3 separate regions of the Homo sapiens genome follow, and all the other regions are linked to region 3. A link is a contact called in ENCODE Hi-C or POLR2A ChIA-PET data. All regions are on one chromosome and are shown on one strand. Each heading gives the region's core, a stretch centred on a gene start or an enhancer-like site at or near the end of the contact. The rest is flanking DNA. Distances are from core to core; before and after follow the strand shown. Region 1 has its middle 19 kb from the start of ARPC3. Region 2 holds the start of ARPC3 (actin related protein 2/3 complex subunit 3). Region 3 holds the start of TCHP (trichoplein keratin filament binding).

The links. A loop is a pair of places that touch in the nucleus more often than their neighbours do. ChIA-PET counts read pairs that join two places held with the same protein, here RNA polymerase II (POLR2A). Pooled maps may share reads with other maps.
Region 1: a loop to region 3 is called in a pooled map, with 6 times the contacts of the local background. The contact joins the enhancer-like site here to the promoter of TCHP in region 3. A Hi-C loop is called at or near these places in 7 of 50 pooled maps. POLR2A ChIA-PET finds 5 or more read pairs at or near these places in 3 of 52 experiments (GM12878, activated B cell and activated T-cell).
Region 2: a pooled map shows a loop between it and region 3 (3-fold over the local background). The contact joins the promoter of ARPC3 here to the promoter of TCHP in region 3. A Hi-C loop is called at or near these places in 7 of 50 pooled maps. POLR2A ChIA-PET finds 5 or more read pairs at or near these places in 3 of 52 experiments (B cell, BJ and activated T-cell).

Annotation. Positions count from the first base shown.
Region 1 is chr12:110,430,200-110,433,226 of GRCh38, reverse strand. It overlaps the pseudogene HMGA1P3. Among named protein-coding and RNA genes, the nearest start is that of ARPC3, 19 kb to the left of the region's middle. RefSeq lists an enhancer at 1,381-1,490. Within about 2 kb of position 1,411, at least 18 of the 41 ENCODE cell types and tissues checked have a DNase peak (open chromatin) inside an H3K27ac peak, as active enhancers do; they include GM12878, where a contact is called at or near this core.
Region 2 is chr12:110,448,596-110,451,700 of GRCh38, reverse strand. It overlaps ARPC3 (actin related protein 2/3 complex subunit 3), which reads left to right and starts at 1,364. Exons shown (of 7, transcript NM_001278556.2): 1 at 1,364-1,446. The coding sequence starts at 1,441. RefSeq lists enhancers at 1,151-1,250, 1,956-2,808.
Region 3 is chr12:109,898,859-109,901,937 of GRCh38, reverse strand. TCHP (trichoplein keratin filament binding) reads right to left here and starts at 1,664. Exons shown (of 13, transcript NM_001143852.2): 1 at 1,512-1,664. RefSeq lists enhancers at 260-1,100, 1,101-1,941 and a silencer at 1,334-1,443.

The DNA of each region.
Region 1 (3,027 bases), core at 162-2,661, 530 kb before region 3:
ACAGGGTATCACTGTTGCCCAGGCTGGAGTGCAGTGGCATGAACACGGCCCACTGCAGCCTCGACCTCTTGGGCTCAAACAATCTTCTCGCCTTAGCCTCCCCAGTAGCTGGGACTACAGGCACACATCTCCAGGCCCAGCTAATTTTGTATTTTTGGTAGAGATGGGGTATCATGTTTTTTTGTGTTTTTTGTTTTGGTTTGGTTTGTTTTTTGCTTTTTTTTTTTTTTTTTGAGACTGAGTCTCTCTCTGTCTCCCAGGCTGGAGTGCAGTGGTGCAATCTTGGCTCACTGGAACCTCTGCCTTCCAGGTTCAAGCTATTCTCCTGCCTCAGCCTCCTGAGTAACTGGGATTACAGGCTTGTGCCACCACGCCTGGCTAATTTTGTATTTTTAGTAGAGACGGGGCTTCACCATATTGGCCAGGCTGGTCTCAAACTCCTGACCTCAAGTGATCCATCCACCTCGGCCTCTTAAAGTCCTGGGATTACAGGTGTGAGTCACAGCGCCCAGCAAGACAAGGTTTTGCTGTGTTGTCCAGGCTGGTCTCAAACTCCTGGACTCAAGTGATCCACCCACCTCAGCCTCCCAAACACTGGGATTACAGGCATGAGCCACTGCACCTGTCCTAAATTAAAATTCTTAACCCAGAATCAGAGTTTTGGTGTTTGGGTTGGAACTTCTGCCACAGGGGTTACAGACATGTCAGAAAGGAGAGAAAGCCACCCTGATTCATTTCAAGATTACAGGTTTGGGGCCAGGCCTGGTGGCTAGAGGTCGAGGCTGCTATGAGCCATGATCGCACCACTGCACTCCAGCCTGGGCGACAGAGTTGAGACCCTGTCTCAAAAAAGAAAAAAAAATTTTATTTTAAACATATCACCACGTTGGCCAGGCTGGTCTTAAACTTCTGACCTTAAGTGATCCGCCTGCCTTGGCCTCCCAAAGTGCTGGCATAAGCGTGAGCCGCCGCGCCCAGCCAAATATATGTATGTATGTATATATATCTATAGACATATCTAGATATCTAGAGATATCTATAGATATCTAGAGATAGATCTATCGATCTATATATCTAGATATGTATCTAGATATAGATCTATCGATCTATATATCTAGATATATAGATCGATAGATATAGATCTATATATAGATATGTAGATATATAGAGCTATATAGATATATCTATATATAGATATGTAGATATATAGATCTATATATAGATATGTAGATATATCTATAGATAAATATCTATATATATAGATAGATATCTAGATATCTGTAGAGATCTATATAGATATATATATATTTTTGAGACGTAGTCTCGCTCTGTCTCCCAGGCTGGAGAGCAGTGGCGCGATCTCGGCTCACTGCAAGCTCCGCCTCGCTCCGCCTTCCGGGTTCACGCCATTCTCCTGCCTCAGCCTGCCGAGTAGCTGGGACTACAGGCGCCCGCCACCACGCCCCCCTAACTTTTTTGTATTTTTAGTAGAGACCACCGTGTTAGCCAGGATGGTCTCGATCTCCTGACCTCGTGATCCGCCCGCCTTGGCCCTCCAAAGTGCTGGGATTACAGGCGTGAGCCACCGTGCCCGGCCCCTTTTTTTTTTTTTTTTTTAATTGTGGAACCATCATGATAGAAAACCAGCTTACTCTGGGTCCTGTTCCCAGTTCCGTTACTGCCAGCAGGGGGCGCACGGGCCACAGGCGCTGGAACTAGCTTCTGGACCATTTCCCCTTGGGACTTTATCGTGGTAGGTGTTTTGTTTTGTTATATTTTGTTTTTTAATATATGCAAGAGGACAATTTCCAAATGATTTATTATAAATTATACATGAATATAGTCTGATTTTTTTTTTTTGATAGAGCCTTGCTCTGTCACCCAGGCTGGATTGCAGTGGCGCAATCTCAGCTCATTGCAACCTGCACCTCCTAGGTTCAAGCGATTCTCCTGCCTCGGCCTCCCAAATAGCTGGGATTACAGGCGTGCGCCACGATGCCCAGCTAATTTGTGGATTTTTAGTGGAGACAAGGTTACACCATGTTGGCCAGGCTGGTCTGAAACTCCTGACCTCAGGTGATCCACCCGCTTCAGCCTCCCAAAGTGCTAGGATTACAGGCGTGAGCCACCACGCCCGGTCCAATAGTATGAACTTTAAAATACAGCTTTAATTGAAATGTAATGCTGACATTAAAAACAATTATAATGTTGACTTTTTAGACAAGGTAATTTAGTAATAGTTCTCAGATTTTTATTTTCTTCCCCTTCTTTTTTTTTTTTTTTTTTTTTTTTTTTTTTTGAGACGGAGTCTCACTCTGTCGCCAAAGCTGGAGTACAGTGGCACCATCTCGGCTCACTGCAAGCTCCGCCTCCCTGGTTCATGCCATTCTCCTGCCTCAGCCTCCCGAGTAGCTGGGACTACAGGCGCCCGCCACCACGCCCGGCTAATTTTTTGTATTTTTAGTAGAGACGGGGTTTCACCGTGTTAGCCGGGATGGTTTCAATCTCCTGACCTCGTGATCCACCCGCCTCGGCCTCCTGAAGTGCTGGGATTACAGGTGTGAACCACCGCGCCCGGCCTTTTTTTTTTTTTTTTTTTTTTTTTAAATAAAGATGGGGTCTCACCATGTTGCCCACACTGATCTCGAACTCCTGGGCTCAAGTGATCCTCCTGCTTCAGCCTCTCAGAGTGCTAGGACTACAGGCGTGAGCCACTGCTCCCAGCCTCCAGATTTTATTATTTTTGATCAAGCAACTCAACTTCATATTGTTGAATGCTGGGAACACACACACACACACACACACACACACACACACGCACACACTGAAAATAGTTCAGCCGTCCTCTAATTGGGACTCCGAGCCAGGGCTATTTCTCGCGCTGGCGCGGTTCCAAGAAGCATCCCAGCCATCACTCTTTCACCTGCTCCTTAGAGAAGGGAAGATGAGCGAGTCGAGCTCGAAGTCCAGCCAGCCCTTGGCCTCCAAGCAGGAAAAGGAGGGCACTGAGAAGCGGGGCCGGGGCAG
Region 2 (3,105 bases), core at 115-2,614, 550 kb before region 3:
TTACACAAATTTACTGAAGTTCCGTGGATGCCAGACACTGGGGATAGAACAGGGATGCACAGTGCAGGCAGGGCCTTGCTCACGTGGGGCTGCCATGCTGGGCCTGTGAGACTGACCATGAGGAAGGAAACCTCAGAGAGAGGATGGAAAGAAAAGCAGAAAAGAAATGGAGAGTGATTATGGGGCTACTTTGGGCTCTTTGTCAAAAAAGACCTTGCCTAAAAGGTGCTATTTGCCCAGTCAGCTGAATGTGAAATCAGATGTGGGAACATGGGGTCCTATTTCAGGCTGGGAACTGGCAGAAGAAATGGCTCTCAGGCAGCAATGAACTTGACTTTTAACATAAGAAGTTTTCTAGTAATAAATAAGTTAAAACTCTGGGCTTTCAGTATGCTCCAAGCATGTAAGTTCTAAGCATTTTACATGTAATTCATTTCATCCTCACAAAACTATGAGGTAAATACTGTTACTGCCATTTTCAGGTGAGGAACTGAAGCACAGGCCAGTTAACTTGCTCAAAATTACAGAGCTAGTATGTATTGGAGCTGCGATTCAAACCTGGAGTCCAGTGCCCTTCAGTTTCTCCATTTTTAGATGCAGTGCATTGGGTTCATTCATTCACTCAAATATTGATGTTTCCTACATACCGTCACTGTTACGGGCGCAGGTGACAAAACGGACGAAGTGCTGCCTTTTTGGCATTCACAAGCACTAAGAGTAAACTAAATACAAGAATCGTAAGAACTAAGGGAAAAAGCGGGAGAGAAGGATAAGGCATGGGGCTGGAGTTGGGTGAACTGAAAATAGAATGAACGGAGAATGCTTCACAGGAAAGGTGATTTTTTTTTTTTTTTTTTTTTTTTTTTTTTGAGAGAGTCACACTGTCATCCCGGCTGGAGTGCAGCGGCGCGATCTTGGCTCACTGCAACCTCTGCCTCCTGGGTTCAAGCGATTCTCCGGCCTCAGCCTCCCGAGTAGCTGGGATGCTACCACGACCAGCTAATTTTTGTATTTTTAGTAGAGACGGGGTTTCACCATCCAGGCTGGTCTCGAACTCCTGACCTCAGGTGATCCACCCGCCTCGACCTCCCAAAGTGCTGGGATTACAGGCGTGAGCCACTATGCCCGGCCCTGAAAAGGTGACATTTGAAAAAAATACAAAAGAGGTGATTGATCTCAGATTCTGGAACCTCAAGACCCATCTCCATTCTGGGCGCTGCCTCACGCTGCACCACTCAAGGCCCCTGCCTAGTGCTCTGGCGCCTCCTTCAGATCCGCGCGGCCGCTGCAACCAGAAGCGGAACTGCAAGGCCGGAAGCTCCACGTCCGCACCCGCCCCTTCCGTTTCGCTTCCGCCTACCTCGCCCAGGCTGCCAGACCGGAAGCGCTCCGCTGTACCTGGATCCTGCTCCTCTGGGTTGAAACCCGGGCGCCGCCAAGATGCCGGTGAGGGTTCGATCCACGGTGTGGGGAGACAGCGGGGATTGCGAAGAGCAGAGAGAAACCGTGTGTGTGCCGAGAGAAGCGGGCGGCGGAAGGCAGAGAGGAAGCTGGGGCCCGAGAAGGAGGGAGGCGAGGGGAGGGGACCGGTTGCTGAAGGATTGGGGCGGCCCGGGGGTGCCAGTCGTGGGAGGCGGGGGCGCGGCAGGAGTGGGCCAAGGGTCCAGGGTGTGTGAGGAGGCCCTTTTCTCTCTCCGTCTACTCCTTCCGACTCCGGCAGGGTTCCCAAAGCCTCACTAGAGAGCGAAGCCAAGGGCTGCGCTTTTTATTTTTCATATTTCAAGTCCAGGGGTCTAGCTTCTCCTTTTTCTGTCAGGCCCACTTCCTCCTCCGCCCCGGGGTCAGGCTCCCTCTGCTGTTTGTCATTTGTCAGAACCCACTTCCCGGCAGCGGCGGCCATCCCGGAGCCAGCTGGGTTTAGGGCCCTCACAGACTCGTTCGGCGCCTGACTTCCAAAGATTTCCTTTTTCGTGTGCCATCAGAGTGGGAGTAAAAAATTATGACGGCCTGGTTGTACTTAATTTCTGACAGCCAGTTTGTGGGGTAGATTTATCACCGTCATGGTCTCCATTTTGCAGATTCGGGAAAAGGTGGTTCAGTTATTATGTGATTGTTCACACTTTTTTTGTTGTTTGTTTTTTGAGAGAGTCTCGTTCTGTCGCCCAGGCTGGAGTGCAGTGAGGCGATCTCGGCTCACTACAACTTCCACCACCCTGGTTCAAGCAATTCTCGTGCCTCAGCCTCCCGGGTAGCTGAGATTACAGGCGCGCGCCACCACGCCCAGCTAATTTTTTGCATTTTAGTAGAGACGGGGTTTCACCATGTTGGCCAGGCTGGTCTGGAACTCCAGACCTCAGGTGATCCGCCCCCTCGGTCTCCCAAAGTGCTGGGATTATAAGCGTGAGCCATCGCGCCCAGCCTGCTCACACATTATTTTTAACAAACGTTAACGAGCACCTGCTGCCTGCCAGGCTGTATTTACAGCAGCAAATAAGTTCAACAAATCCCTAATCTTAAAGAATGTACATTCAAATCGGGAGTCGAGACAATAAAAGTGTAAACATAATAAAGGAGATACATACGGTAGTGTCAGGTAGTGACAAATGCTATAAAGAAGCTAGATGGGTGGTCAGGCGCAGTGGCTCACGCCTGTAATCCCAGCACTTTGGGAGGCCTAGGTGGGCGGATCACGAGGTCAGGAGTTCAAGACCAGCCTGGCCAACATGGTGAAACCCCATCTCTACTAAAAATACAAAAATTAGCCAGGCGTGGTGGTGCGTGCCTGTAATCCCAGCTACTTGGGAGGCTGAGGCAGGAGAATCGCTTGAACCCAGGAGGCGGAGGTTGCAGTGAGCCGAGACCGTGCCACTGCACTCGTCTAGTGACAGAGTGAGACTCTGTACCACCACCCCCCCCCCCCCCGGAAAAAAAGAAGCTAGATGGGTAACAAGACAGTTGGTGAGAGGGAAGGCGGAGGCTGCTTTAGATAAAGCATACCTGTGATGAAAAGGAGCAAGCCATAGTTGCAAATACATTTTTTTTTTTTTTGAGACAGGGTGTGACCCTGTCTCTCAGGCTGCAGTTCAGTGACACAAACTCGGTTCA
Region 3 (3,079 bases), core at 415-2,914:
GAGGTAAAGTTGTTGTACCCGAGCGAGTTAGAGAAACGCCACAGTTTGAGACGAAATTAAGAGTCCTTTATTTAGCCAGTGCCCAAGAGACGGCTAATAAATTCTCTTGGCCCGAGGAAGGGGCTTGATTTTCCTTTATACTTTGGTTTAGGAAGGGGAGGGGAGCTCAGATGCAACAATTCTACATAAGTAAAAACATGCAAAAATTAAAAGGACAAAGAGTCACAGAGAAACAATTAAAAGACAAATGGTTACAGAGAAACAACAGTTCCAGGTGCAGGGGCTCTAAATCTTTCATAAAATGTTAGATATGGGTGCTCTGCCCGACACCAACTCAAGGTTTTATGGTGTTATCTTTTGAGCAAAATCCTGGGAACTTCGTACATTGCTTGTTTCAGTACCTTATCAGTTAATTGGACTCTTTGATATGTTGAGATTCTGCTTACACAAGTTAACTCCTTGAGGAAAGGGGTGGGTAAGGAGTCCTTGATGTCTTGTAAATGAGGGAACCAGATGGAGTTCATCCGGCTTTCTCAACTAAGGGAGAGCTAATTCATGTGGAAACAAGGCTAGGTGATTAAGGGGAAAAAAAGAGTCTAAAAGCAAGGTTAGTAAAAACAAGGTAAGGCATTAAAAAACAAGGTTAGTAAAAACAACGTTAAGCATTACAAAGTGATTTGCTCAGGATCACAGAGCCAGGAAGTAAAGGAGATAAACAAGCTGGGTTCCTAATTCATGTCCGTCTGAGACCAGAGCCCAGGCTCTCTCTGCTGCAAGGGGCTGCCTGTTGGGACCAACCTGCCCTGGCTCTGGCAGTCCCCGGGGAGGGGACTGATAATAACACTCGGAAGTATGTTGGGCTACCATGGAGGACAGACCTTTCATCTTGCAGATGAAGAAGCTGAGACCTAGAGAGAGGAATTGCCTGAGCAATGTAGGGATACAGCTGGAGCCTTGAAAGCAGAGAGCAGTCTCACTCCAGGCACCAATTCCCCTGACCCAAAAGCTGTCCTCAAGTGTAGGGTCGATGCAGTGCCTGGGTAGGAACGCCGGCTGAATGAGCGAAAAGGCCTGGTGCACGCCAAGAATCTCATTCTGGAGGTCCTCCAGTTTTGGGGGCAAACACTCTGCGTCTATGGTCCAAATGTAGCCGGCAGGCTGCTAACGTGTGACCTCGGTCTCGAGACCGTGGCAAGCTTCACATACTTTTTTCCCGCTCCCGTAAAGCCGCCAGTGGATCAGTCTTTGCACCAAGAGTTAAAAGTTTAAGATTCCCGTCCCGGATTGGCCACCCACAAGGTGGGCTGCTCCCCGAACACGTCGCATCCCTCTCTCGACCTGAACATGCACGTGCAACAAATGGGGTCACAGCGCGTGGGGAGCGCAGTGAGGACCCCGGAGGCGCCCTGAGCTCGCGCCCGCTGACTGCCGCCCCGGTTCCCGCCCGCGCGGGCCGCCTGCGGGCCCCCGCCCTAACGCCGGATCCGGCCTAGTCCAACCCTCCGACTCACATTTCTCTGAGGCTCGGAGTTTCCGAAGAGTCCCCCGGCCCGACTTCCCGCAGGCACGAAGCGGGCCGGCCAGTCCCCCGGTGTAATTCCCAGACGCGCTACAGCAACGCCGGCTGTTTCCTCCCTGTTTGCACCGGCAACGAGCCCGACGACGGAGCGTCGCAAGGGCCAAGCCTCCTTCAGCGCGTAGGGAGCCTGTGTTTTTCTCTGGTGCCCCGTCGTGGCCAGCGGGAGATAAATAGCAAACGTCGCTGCTCCTTGAAATAGGGAAGCATGGAGGCAAAGAATCCGTCCATGCACTACACGTATTTCAGGATGGTGGTTACCATCACGTGAAGGTGAAGGTGGAAACCAGGGGGAAGAGAATGTAAGTCAGTGGTCCTCAAACCTGGCTGCGCGTGAGAATCACCAGATACCAGCCTGGGCAACACAGAGGGACTCCTGTCTCTAAAAAATTTTTTAAACTTAACCGGGCATGGTGGGACTTGTGGTCCCAGCTACTCGGGAGACTGAGGCGGGAGGATCAGTTGAGCCCAGGAGATCGAGGCTGCCGTGAGCCATGACTGTGCCACTGCACTCCAGCCTGGGTGACAGAGCCAGACACTGTCTCAAAAAAAAGAAGAAAAAATCCAGATACCTTTAAAAAATCCAGATGCCCAAACCAAACCCCAAATCCCATCTGAGAGTATCAGTGTTTTCCAAAATTCCCCAGGTGTGTTCAATGTACAACTTGGGCAGAGGCCTGCTGGCATAAGTAGATGGAAGTTATTGGTAACTTTTTTATTTTTTTGAGACAGAGTCTTGCTCTGTCGCCAGGCTGGAGTGCAGTGGCGTGATCTCGATTCACTGCAACCTCCGCCTTACGGGTTCAAGCGATTACCCTGCCTCAGCCTACCGAGTAGCTGAGACTACAGGCGCACGCCACCACGCCCAGCTAATTTTTTGTATTTTAGTAGAGATGGGGTTTCACCATATTGGTCAGGATGGTCTCGATCTCCTGACCTCGTGATGCGCCTGCCTCAGGCTCCCAAAGTGCTAGGATTACAGGAGTGAGCCACTGCACCCGGCCGATAACTTTCTATTATAGTCTTATATTGGTGGTGAGTTCAAAAGTGTTCATTCTATTAGTATGTTTTATAACTCGTGTGCTACAAGTATTACATGCCAACTATTCCATTAAAAAGAAAATGAAGAAAAATACTTGTTTGTTCTCTTTTCTTTCATTTTCCCATTCTTTCATTTCTTCTTCCCTTCATTTCTCCATTCTTTATTCATCTCTGTTTTTCCTGGATGCAGCATCATGGCCTCAGCTGGGTTCAGTGGCTTACGCCTGTAATCCCAGCACTTTGGGAGGCCCAGGAGGGTGGATTACCTGAGGTCAGGAGTTGAAGACCAGCCTGGCCAACATGATGAAACCCCGTCTCTGCTAAAAATACAAAAATTAGCCGGGCATGATGGCAGATGCTTATACTCCCAGCTACTCGGGAGGCTGAGGCAGGAGAATCGCTTGAACCTGGGAGGCAGAGGTTGCAGTGAGCCAAGATTGCGCTGCTGCACTCCAGCCTGGG